Linked DNA regions of Homo sapiens: region 2 is linked to region 1. The links are chromatin loops, found by intact Hi-C in ENCODE. Cell type or tissue: psoas muscle. All regions are shown on one strand. Region 1 holds the start of LOC124901749 (a long non-coding RNA gene). Region 2 overlaps EXOC4 (exocyst complex component 4).

The links. Peaks named below come from ENCODE experiments on the same cell type or tissue, not always from the same donor. Only the 100,000 strongest peaks of a DNase experiment are listed, where the experiment ranks them.
Region 2: it touches region 1 in a loop (5-fold over the local background); 2 of 110 quality-filtered maps call a loop at or near these places.

Annotation. Positions count from the first base shown.
Region 1 is chr7:133,755,216-133,760,215 of GRCh38, reverse strand. All of the region lies in intron 10 of EXOC4 (exocyst complex component 4), which reads right to left. It overlaps LOC124901749 (a long non-coding RNA gene), which reads right to left and starts at 4,624. Exons shown (of 2, transcript XR_007060533.1): 1 at 1-4,624. In psoas muscle, no CTCF peak of the experiment used is centred here; no DNase peak of the experiment used is centred here.
Region 2 is chr7:133,805,194-133,810,193 of GRCh38, reverse strand. All of the region lies in intron 10 of EXOC4 (exocyst complex component 4), which reads right to left. All of the region lies in intron 3 of LOC101928861 (a long non-coding RNA gene), which reads left to right. Among named protein-coding and RNA genes, the nearest start is that of LRGUK, 320 kb to the left of the region's middle. In psoas muscle, no CTCF peak of the experiment used is centred here; no DNase peak of the experiment used is centred here.

The sequences.
Region 1 (5,000 bases):
TTCTGAATGGCTCTGTTAAACAAATTGGCTTTGACTCTATACAACTTGCTATATCCTTATCAGGAAGGCAGTGTTTACAATGGCTGTCCCAAGAGAGTAGCCTGATTACACGGAACTAAGCAGCACAACAGCACCCCTAAAAACAGAATTTACTTTCTGGTGATTTTGCCAGTAAGGGATTTTCACTCATTACGCCATTTCATCATTGGCCAAACTCGTGCTGACGTGGAGAGTCAAAACTGAATTCTCACCTGCACACTGTTCCTTCTCAGTTCTTTTCTGTAGCCCTTTCATGTTCTTTTCTCATACCTGAGACTGCTTCTAGCCCAAACTGGAAAGCAGGTGAGTAGGCCAATGCCTTCCCATCTTACTTTTCTTCTACTGTACTCCTTCCTAAACTCTGACCACCCCCACGCCCCCAACATCCAAGGACTGATAACCTTTCTCCTTCTTCTTTTCCCTCAACCTCCATCAGAATTCCAACTAAGCAGGGACCTTCTCTCAGTTTGCTGTCATAGAGGATACAGGAAAGGAGTCAATTCATGATTCCAGGTGGCAAGTATCTAATGACAACTTTATATGCAGTGGGGGTAAGAGTCATACTATCAGGGTTTGAATCCTGGCTCTGCCATTTACTAGTCATGTAACCATGAAAAAGTTATGTAAATCTATTAAGCCAAAATCTCTTCATCTGCAAAATGAGGACACTCATAGGACAGCTGTTTTTAAGTGAGATAATACTTGTACTTGGAAAGCCACTGTAGATCTGTGCCTGAGACACAGTGCAGCTATGTACTATTTTAAAACATCATAATGTTACCATCATCATCTCATCATCATTTAGTAGCCTCTCCCAGATCCACTTGAGTTTTAAAAGATGACTGCTCAGAGAAATAATATCTTAGTTTAATATTCCATGAGAAAAAGGATTCTGGACAGGTGCAGTGGCTCATCCTTGTAATCCCAAAACTTCGGGAGATAAAAGCAGGAGGACTGCTTGAAGCCAGTAGTTCAAGACCAGTCTGGGCAACAAAGTGAGATACCATCTCTAACAAAAAAAAAAAAAAAAAATTCTTTTGTTGGTTTGTTTGTTTGTTTTAAATTAGCTGGGCTAGGAGGTGTGCCCGTAGGGGTTTTTTGGCATGGGGAGCAATCCCTAAATCCAAAAAAATTCATCACATTTAAAACTGTCTACTCTGTCCACATGATAGTGGTCCCTCTCCTTATTCCTCTTTACCCTCTAGAGACACCTCAAAATTTCAGCATTTTTTTCCTTAAGCACTTGAAACTGCCAAAGCACTTGAATTCTTGATTTCCCCTTATGAATAACATGATCTTTGTCCTCTGTAGTCTACAGACTAAAAAGGCATGCTGTATCTCTGGGGGGCAGGGGGAAGAGCTATATCTTAGTAAGGTTATTAAACTTCAAAGATTAATAAAGAATCATCTGGTTGTCTGGCAAGAAAAATTAATGAAACTATGATGTACACATACACACTTTCAGTGTATAACTATATAGCATGTGTCTATTTTACTTATCAAAAATATATATGCATTCTCGAAATATAAGTGAAACAAAGAACACGTGTTCATCCCCAGTGCCCTCATGGCATCTGTATATGTGACTCTGTGTACCTGTTGATTTGTATATCTGCTTCTCCCAGACAGAGAGCTCCTCAGGGATTGAGACCTAGCCTTTAATCATCTTTCTGTCCCTAGGGCCTGGGATATCATAAGCATTCAATAAGTAACCATTCAATTCAAGGAATAAACTATGGGCCGGGCACGGTGGCTCATGCCTGTAATCCCAGCACTTTGGGAAGCAGAGGTGGGAGAATCACTTGCGGTCTGGAATTCGACACCACTCTGGCCAACATGGTGAAACCCCATCTCTATTAAAAATACAAAAATTAGCCGGGCATGGTGGCACGTGCCTCTAACTACTCAGGAAGCTGAGGCAGGAGAATCGCTTGAACTCGGGAGGCAGATGTTGCAGTGAGCCGAGACACGCCACTGCACTCCAGCCTGGGCAACAGAGCGAGACTCCATCTCAAAAACAAAAATAAAATAAATAAACTATGCACTGATTTCATTATTTCATATTAGCTTCATGACTTTCTGCCTGGATCACACTTACTAATAATCCCAATAAAGATGTTTTCCTAAATAGTCTAGCAATTCAAAATTCCCCCAACTGAACAAAAAATAAAAGCAACCATTAATGTGATCCTTCTTCAACCCCTCTGGATAAGAAAGCAGGTTCTGCAGCTCGACATCCTGAGTTCAAAGCTCTGTTTTCCCATTTACTTGTGTCAACTTAAGCAAATTGTGTTAAAAATTTTAAGATAGTCTCCTTATCTGTTTAAAAATGAGGGATAATAATAGTAAGGTAACTATCTCATAGGCGTGTTAAGGGGATTAAATGAGTTTATAAACACAGAAGCACCCACACAGTATTTGTCATATGAATAGCACTCAGGGCTGACGAGGAGCCAATGGGGTCACTGAACAAACACATATTTAGGTGAATCCAGATATACGAATACCTTGTCTTTATCCAGTCCTGCAGTATTGCAAGAATGTTAATATAGAAGGGTTTTGCACGGACAATGGAAGATATCCCACTGTGGGATTATTGTCCTTTTTTCACCATAATTTAATCCAACTTGGGATTCCACGGCATAGGCCTCTCTCAGAAGAATCCACCAAGTAGTTTTGACTTCAGAATCCCTCAGGAAAAGGGCTGTCTAACATTCCTCTCTCTCATCTCAACCTGGACACTTCCAAAGCTGAAGCATACTCATGACACTCCTTTAAACATCAAAATCACAAAGCAAACACAATCTGCATTTTTTTAAAAGTAAGATGCTTCATATTTTTTTCCTAAAACTACTTCCTCCCACCTCCCTTAACTCAGCAGAACAATCCTGAGCCATTTAACTATAGCCATAAAATGCAATTTGTGTTCAATGGCTCACATTCAACATTATATTATTTCCCCACTATAATCGCATTTTAAAGTAGGATCCACTATCTTCCCATGTAAGAAGAGGGCCCTGGAAAAAAGGATGGCATCTTCGGTATTAAGACAGCATGTAAGCATCTGAACAGCCACTTACGCACAGAAAACGAAATCTCGAACAACCAATTTCACAGATAGATTTTCTAATAATATACAGTGAAGCTAGGAAACATATTCAATCCCTTAATACATATTTTTAAAAAGCAGCTAGACCATCGTGACCTTGCCCATTTTCCCCTTCTCATTCTAGAAGCCTGAGTTTAGCATTTCCAGAGTCACCATCTTTGACAACAGCGATTCTCCTAAACTAAATAATCAGATCAGATCCAGATATATTGAACTCATTTTTGTCACTATTTTATGTAACCTTGCAATGTGTTTTATACATGCTTTTCAGAATATCTTCCAATTTTCTACTTTCTTGGTTGCATAATATTAGAGTAAAATAAGCCACATAAAGTCTCCCACCTGTTAGGTGGGGAATACTTTCTGAATTCTATGTCATTTCCATAAATTTTTCTTTCCTGTGCTTAGGGCAAAAGATTCTTGATCCCCAGATGGTATTGCATGAAACATTATATGTGTTTGTGCAGAGTGGCAATTTTAAATGGAGGAGGATTCAAAACTTTCACCGCATTCTCAGTGGGGTATATGACACAAAAAGGTGAAGAATTACCAACATTAGAGAGGATTATAACATTCAGAGTATCATAGAGTCACAGACTAGTTACAGCTTAACAGGACTTTTGAGATAATCTTACAGATGATCAAGCTCAACACTTTTCTACAGGTGAGATAATGAAAGATCAGAGAGGGTAAGTGAATCTGAAGGAACTCTTGTGAAAAAGTAACATTATCAAAATTAAAAGTGACAGTCTAGGCTTCCTCAGCTAAATACCCCCACCCTTTACCTTAAATTGTAACATGAGTACTTAGGGGAAAAAAAGCAGTTAAGTGTCATCAAGATAGTAATTATGGTTGATTTATTTTCTGTAATGGGTTAACATTGCTTTTATGATGAAAATGATAATTATGAAAATTATATGGAAATATGAAAAAATATGCTGTGTAAGAGAAAAGCAGAATACAAAATAGTACAAGTGGTTTTATAAGAATACACATGCATGAGGAAAAGAGCTGGAGGGTATGGAACTAAAAGAAGTTATGTTGGGATAGAACATGATGTTTTTTCTTCATTCAAATATTTCATTAGTATCAGACTATTTTCCCAATGATCTTACTGAGAATACAGCCACCATGCAGACTCTGGTAATATAAGCTAAGTCATGGAGGATGAAGAGGTTAACAGAGAGAAGGAAAAGCAAGCTATTTAGATCAAAGATTACACCTTGACACTAGACACGAAGAAATTAAAAACAGGAATATCTTGGAAATGGTTTAAGAGGCTCAGGGTGGTTGAGCACATAGTTCTGTGGATGAGAGGAGACATGTACTATACCTATGCGCACAGAACCTAGTGTGCTAGGCATTCAGCAGATGGAATTAGGTGTTACTGTTATTATTCTACAGACCTTTTAAAAATTATAAACGATGCCAGGCGAAGTGGCTCATGCCTGTAATCCCAGCACTTTGGGATGCTGAGGCGGGTGGATCACGAGGTCAGGATATCGAGAACATCCTGGCCAACATGGTGAAACCCCATCTGTACTAAAAATACAAAAATTAACTGAGCGTGCTGGCGTGCACCTGTAGTCCCAACTACTTGGGAGGCTGAGGCAGGAGAATCGCTTGAACCCAGGAGGCGGAGGTTGCAGTGGGCTGAGATGGCGCCACTGCACTCCAGCCTGGTGACAGGGTGAGACTCTGTCCCCCCGCCAAAAAAAAAAAAGAGATGTGTATATATATATTATATATATATAATATATATATAATATATATAATATGTATATAATATATATAATATATATAATATATATATAATATATATATTATATATATTATATATATATACACACAC
Region 2 (5,000 bases), 50 kb before region 1:
ATTGTAGAAGCTGCAATGACAGCAGTGATGTTTTATTTATTTGAATAAAAATAATTGCTTATTAAATAAGTATTCCTTACATTCATATCCTAAAAAGCTTTTAAAATTCGACGGCCAGCATCACTAATAATGGGACAAAATGGACATCATGTGCCTTCTGATATGATATAAAGAAGAACACAGTATTGTTTTCTGTTACTCTTGCTAAAAATGCGCAACTTGAGTCTAATCATGAGAGCACATCATTCATTTTTCATGAAACCAAAATACAAAATCAAAGGTACAAATTTCAGAATATTCAAATTCAGGATTCTGGTTTTAGAGCACAAGTAATTCATGCATGACTCTTTCACAAACAGTGAATCACTGTTTATTGCTAATTATGTCTTTTAATGTGTACATTTATATATGCTCTGTATCATACAACATAAACTTTTCACTTTGCTATCTCCTGACTTTGCTGTATATCATTACATATAATTTGGTAGTTTAGGATGAATAACGTACACATTAATATAGATATTTGGGAGGTCTTGGAATTTTCCTGCTGATTCCATGTATCACAACCAATAGAAACGCGTGATTTATCCTTTATGACTTCTGCATTTTGCAGGATCTCTCAACATATCATTTCCTCTTACATGTTTTCTAATCTAGTCTTGACTCTGCAGAGATGTACCATCCTTACTGAGAAGCTCTGAATCTCTCCTATTAATAAAGACTAAAAAAATGAATCTGAACTCTTTCATCTCCATTTTAGTCCAAGATTTCTATGTGAAAAGTTGCATGACATTTACAGGTCTGCGGAAGCTTTGCATGATCAAAAGTAAGTCCACACGGTCCCATCCTCATTGTGCCAATCCTCTACTGTCACATTTAATATTGTTATATGACACAGATTGTGTATAAAAGCATGCATTAAAATTTTAATTGGCAATAAACGGTGACATACTGTTTGTGACACCATCATGAATGAATTACGTGTGCTACAAAAGCCACAGATCTGCATCAGAATTCTGTACCTTTGATTTTGAGTTTTGGTTTTATGTAAAGAATGCAAACAACAGTAAAAACAAGCCTGTAGCATGAATGATACATGAGTTACAAAGAGAAAATAAAATGCACATTCCCCCTAAATCCAGCAAACTGAAATAATCTTTGGACCCAGAATGAGAATGAAACACCCTAAATCCAGCAAACTGAAATAATCTTTGGACCCAGAATGAGAATGAAACACTAACTGTCAAATGCAGAACTTTTCAGGAGAGATATGGGCCCATGTACAAAGATGGCAAACAGCACTAATAACAGAGTCCTGCATTCTGATGACACTTTCTGCACACCACTCTAAGGGAAATCATGGACTATTTATGAGAACACAGTATATTCAAAATCCCTACCATGGTAGATTTATATGTAAAAAAAAAAATCAACCTACAACTCATAATAAAATCCACCCCCAGACATGGGCCCATCCTTGTACAAAGAACTATGACCCGTTAGCTATACTCAGATGACAATTGGGCTTTGGGAATCAAACCCAAGTGAGGCCATGCAAAAGGCTGGAAACAACTCAGTCTGCAGAAAGAAGGCGCCCCCAGCAAACAGGGCTCCTTTAAGATATATTTCTTACTTTCTCAACTGCTCTCAGGTATGACTTTTAAGACACAGAGCAAACTGGAAAACAACTTAGGCAAAGAAGGAAAGAAGCCTCAGAGGAATTGATTTGAGATATATTCAACTCACTAGTATTATCTGAGTCGAAAAAGATCATTTAGAAATGATTTACAAGGGACTCATTCAGAAACAGCAGCAACAGGCATATTTAAGACCATAAATCAGTGGAACATGAAAACCGAAAAAAAATCCATAAAGGTTAATGCACTTTGGAGCACGTTTGCCTCTTAATTCATGGGAGTAAGCCATTGGCACATCAGGAAGAGGTTCTCTCCCAACAAGCTGTAATTGTTCATGCTGAGTGTAACTACTATCTGTGCCTTTTGTATATAAAGATTTTCTGTGTAAAAGTACAAAATAAGCTCATCACTGCAGAGCCCAATCATGTCCTCAGCCCATACCCGTAGGAGACAATTTGCTGAACTAATCAAATAAAAAGGGATTTGGGTGCTCTTATTTGTAATGTGTGCAATTCATGTCTGGAAGTAGAGGAGAAAAGAGGTAAAAATCATTAAATAAAGGGAGAAAGAATATTATCTACAAAATTTGGACGCTGCAGGCTTATAAACAAATTTAACTTAAAAAAATCTTACCATGAGTATATTGCAAGTGATTTGTGACTACAGTTAAGTGTTCCCTCTAGACTGAAAAGCACTTTAGGTAAAATGAAGTAAGCCTCTCTAAAAACGACAGCTGTTAAATTTTTTAAGCATATAATTTGGAAATTGAAGTGACTTAAACTCTAACCCTTCATATCAAACAATCTTTTTAAACCAAAGATTGCATAAATAAATAAGGGATGCTGACATAAAACTCAGAGAACAAAATAATAATCCTGCTTTTCCAAGAGGTCTGGAATTCTGGTTTTATCCTTTCAATTTATCTTACGGTAAATACCCTCTTCTTTCTTTCTTTATTTTTTTTTCAGAAGATAAAGCTGTCAGAAAAATTTCCAAGAAAAACTGCAATTTATTCAAAATATCCATCATACACCTGGAAACTTATGTGTCACGTATTAAATATACTCTGTTTTAGGTGCCCCATATCAGTTTGACCTTCAGAGACTCTAATGCAAGACACAGGAGAATCTGGCAAATTTTCTACCTGTTGCTATTCCAGTAGGAGCTGTATTAATAATTGCTTAAACCCATGGAGCGCTTACCACGTCCTGATCAAAGAGCTTTATATGGATTCTTTTTTATGTGACTTTCACAGACACTCTATGAGGACTGTGCTTTTACTATCTCCATTTTACATGTGATAAAACTGGGCAGCTGAAAAAATGGCAGTAACATTAACAGCTGACAGTTCTTATTGTTCTTATTGTAGTCATCTTTCAGTATCCCTGGGGGACTGGTTCCAAGACCATCTGGGTCTGTGCACACTCCAGTCCGGCAGTCAGCCCTGCAGAACCTGCGTATATGAAAAGTCGGCCCACCATATCTTCCGATTTCACATGCTGTGAATGCTGTATTTTCGATCTGCATTTGGTTGTGGATGCAGAGCCCTGCGATATGAGGGCCGACCGTATTTATTTAAGAAAATCAGCATAGAAGTGGACCTGCACAGTTCAAACCAGTGTTTTCTGAGGGCCAACTGTATAGGCCAGCATTGTTTTAAGTAATCACCATGCTTTGCTTCACATATTCCTTATAACACTATGAAGTTAGGTACTTTTATAATTGCCATTTGGAAGCAGACACGAAGGCACAGAAAGGCAAAGTTACTTTCCCAAGGTCATACAGCTAGCAAGGGATGGGGCCAAAATTTGACCTTGGACAGTTTGTCTCCAGAGACCATGCCAGACTTCATCACGCTATCCAACATACTTTAATATCAAAGCCTCTCAAAGGTTCACCCGTAAGGTTAGAACTCCAGAGGTGGGCAGGCAAGGGGATGACAATCAATAGACTTAAGTCCATGCTGAAAACCCTAAAGTGTGTGCTGAGGTACTGGGACATTGTGTGGATGGAGAGGACCATAATATTACTAAATATAAGCATTTGAATATATCAAAGACTGAATTATTTCTCTAAAAATACAACAAATATTATCTCCAGCCCTGACTTCTTGCTCCTGACCTGCATTTCCAATCACTTGATAGATACTTTCAAATGATGTCCTCCTGATAACTCAAACTATGTCCAACATGGAGCTCTTCGCTGCTGCACTCCCATTATCATTTCAATTCTCTCCTCCTGTGTTCTCTATTTTTGTGTCATCATCATTCCAGTTACCTAAGCTCAAGCTTAAAAATCATCTTTCACTTTTTCTTCAGCCTTGCTACTCATGCAAGAAGCTTCTAGATGTATAGACATTCTCTTTATATTAAATCTTAAGTTCATACATTTATCTACTTGTTTACCCCTTCACTATTTATTACTCCTTATGCTGAAAGGTAGGCACTATGTTAGTGTTCCAGGTCTAAGGCACCCCCAGTGAAAGAATTATGCCCCAGGAGCTATCACCCACTTAGCACATGCTATGAATAGTGTTCAAGTAGTTTAATGCTTGAACTCAGACAGACATTCCTGTGCCTCCATTTGTAACACTCACATACTAATTCAGGTTCTTACAAAATGAGATGACGCAGGTGAATAGACAGAATTAAAATAGGGCAAAACTTTTTCCCAGGCCTCCCTAAAATAATCTCCTAACTGATTTTTCCTTCTTCCATCCCTTCTTCCTTCAACTTATAAAATATATGACTATTTGGTTAATCTCATTAAAGCAAAGAATCTAGAACTCCTTGCAGTTTCATAAAACATGCCTTGCTCTCTCTTGCCTCCAGCATAGTCTCTGTACAAGCTGGTTCGTTTATTTAGAACACTGTCCCCCTATCTCCTTCCTGACTGTCACTTGTCCTGTGGCCACTAGCTTAGATGTCACTTCCTCCAGAGGCCCTTCTCCCTTACGTGTATGGTGAATGCCCTTTTACTATGTCACCACACCACCCTGAGTCCACAGAATTCTGCTATGGAGGTATCTGTCTTCCCTACTAGTTTTAAAATATCTTGAAAAGAGGGAACATGTCTTTTTCATGTAGACATTGTTTGGTATCCAGTAGGTAAGAAACTCAAGAAATAAGTCTAACATTATTTCTACTTCTACTCATTAGCAAACTTTGAGTTCCATGTACTCTCTGTATTTTTTTAAGTTCATGCCTTTTCTTATAATGATCATGTGGTCTATTTCTACTGTTCCCTTGCATTTTCTAAATTGTGGCAAATCAGCTAAAGAGGAGTTTTGAAAATTTATCATTTTCACAATAGCCTTTCTTCAAGGACCACTTCAAAACTAAGTCACTCACAAAGTTTTCCCAG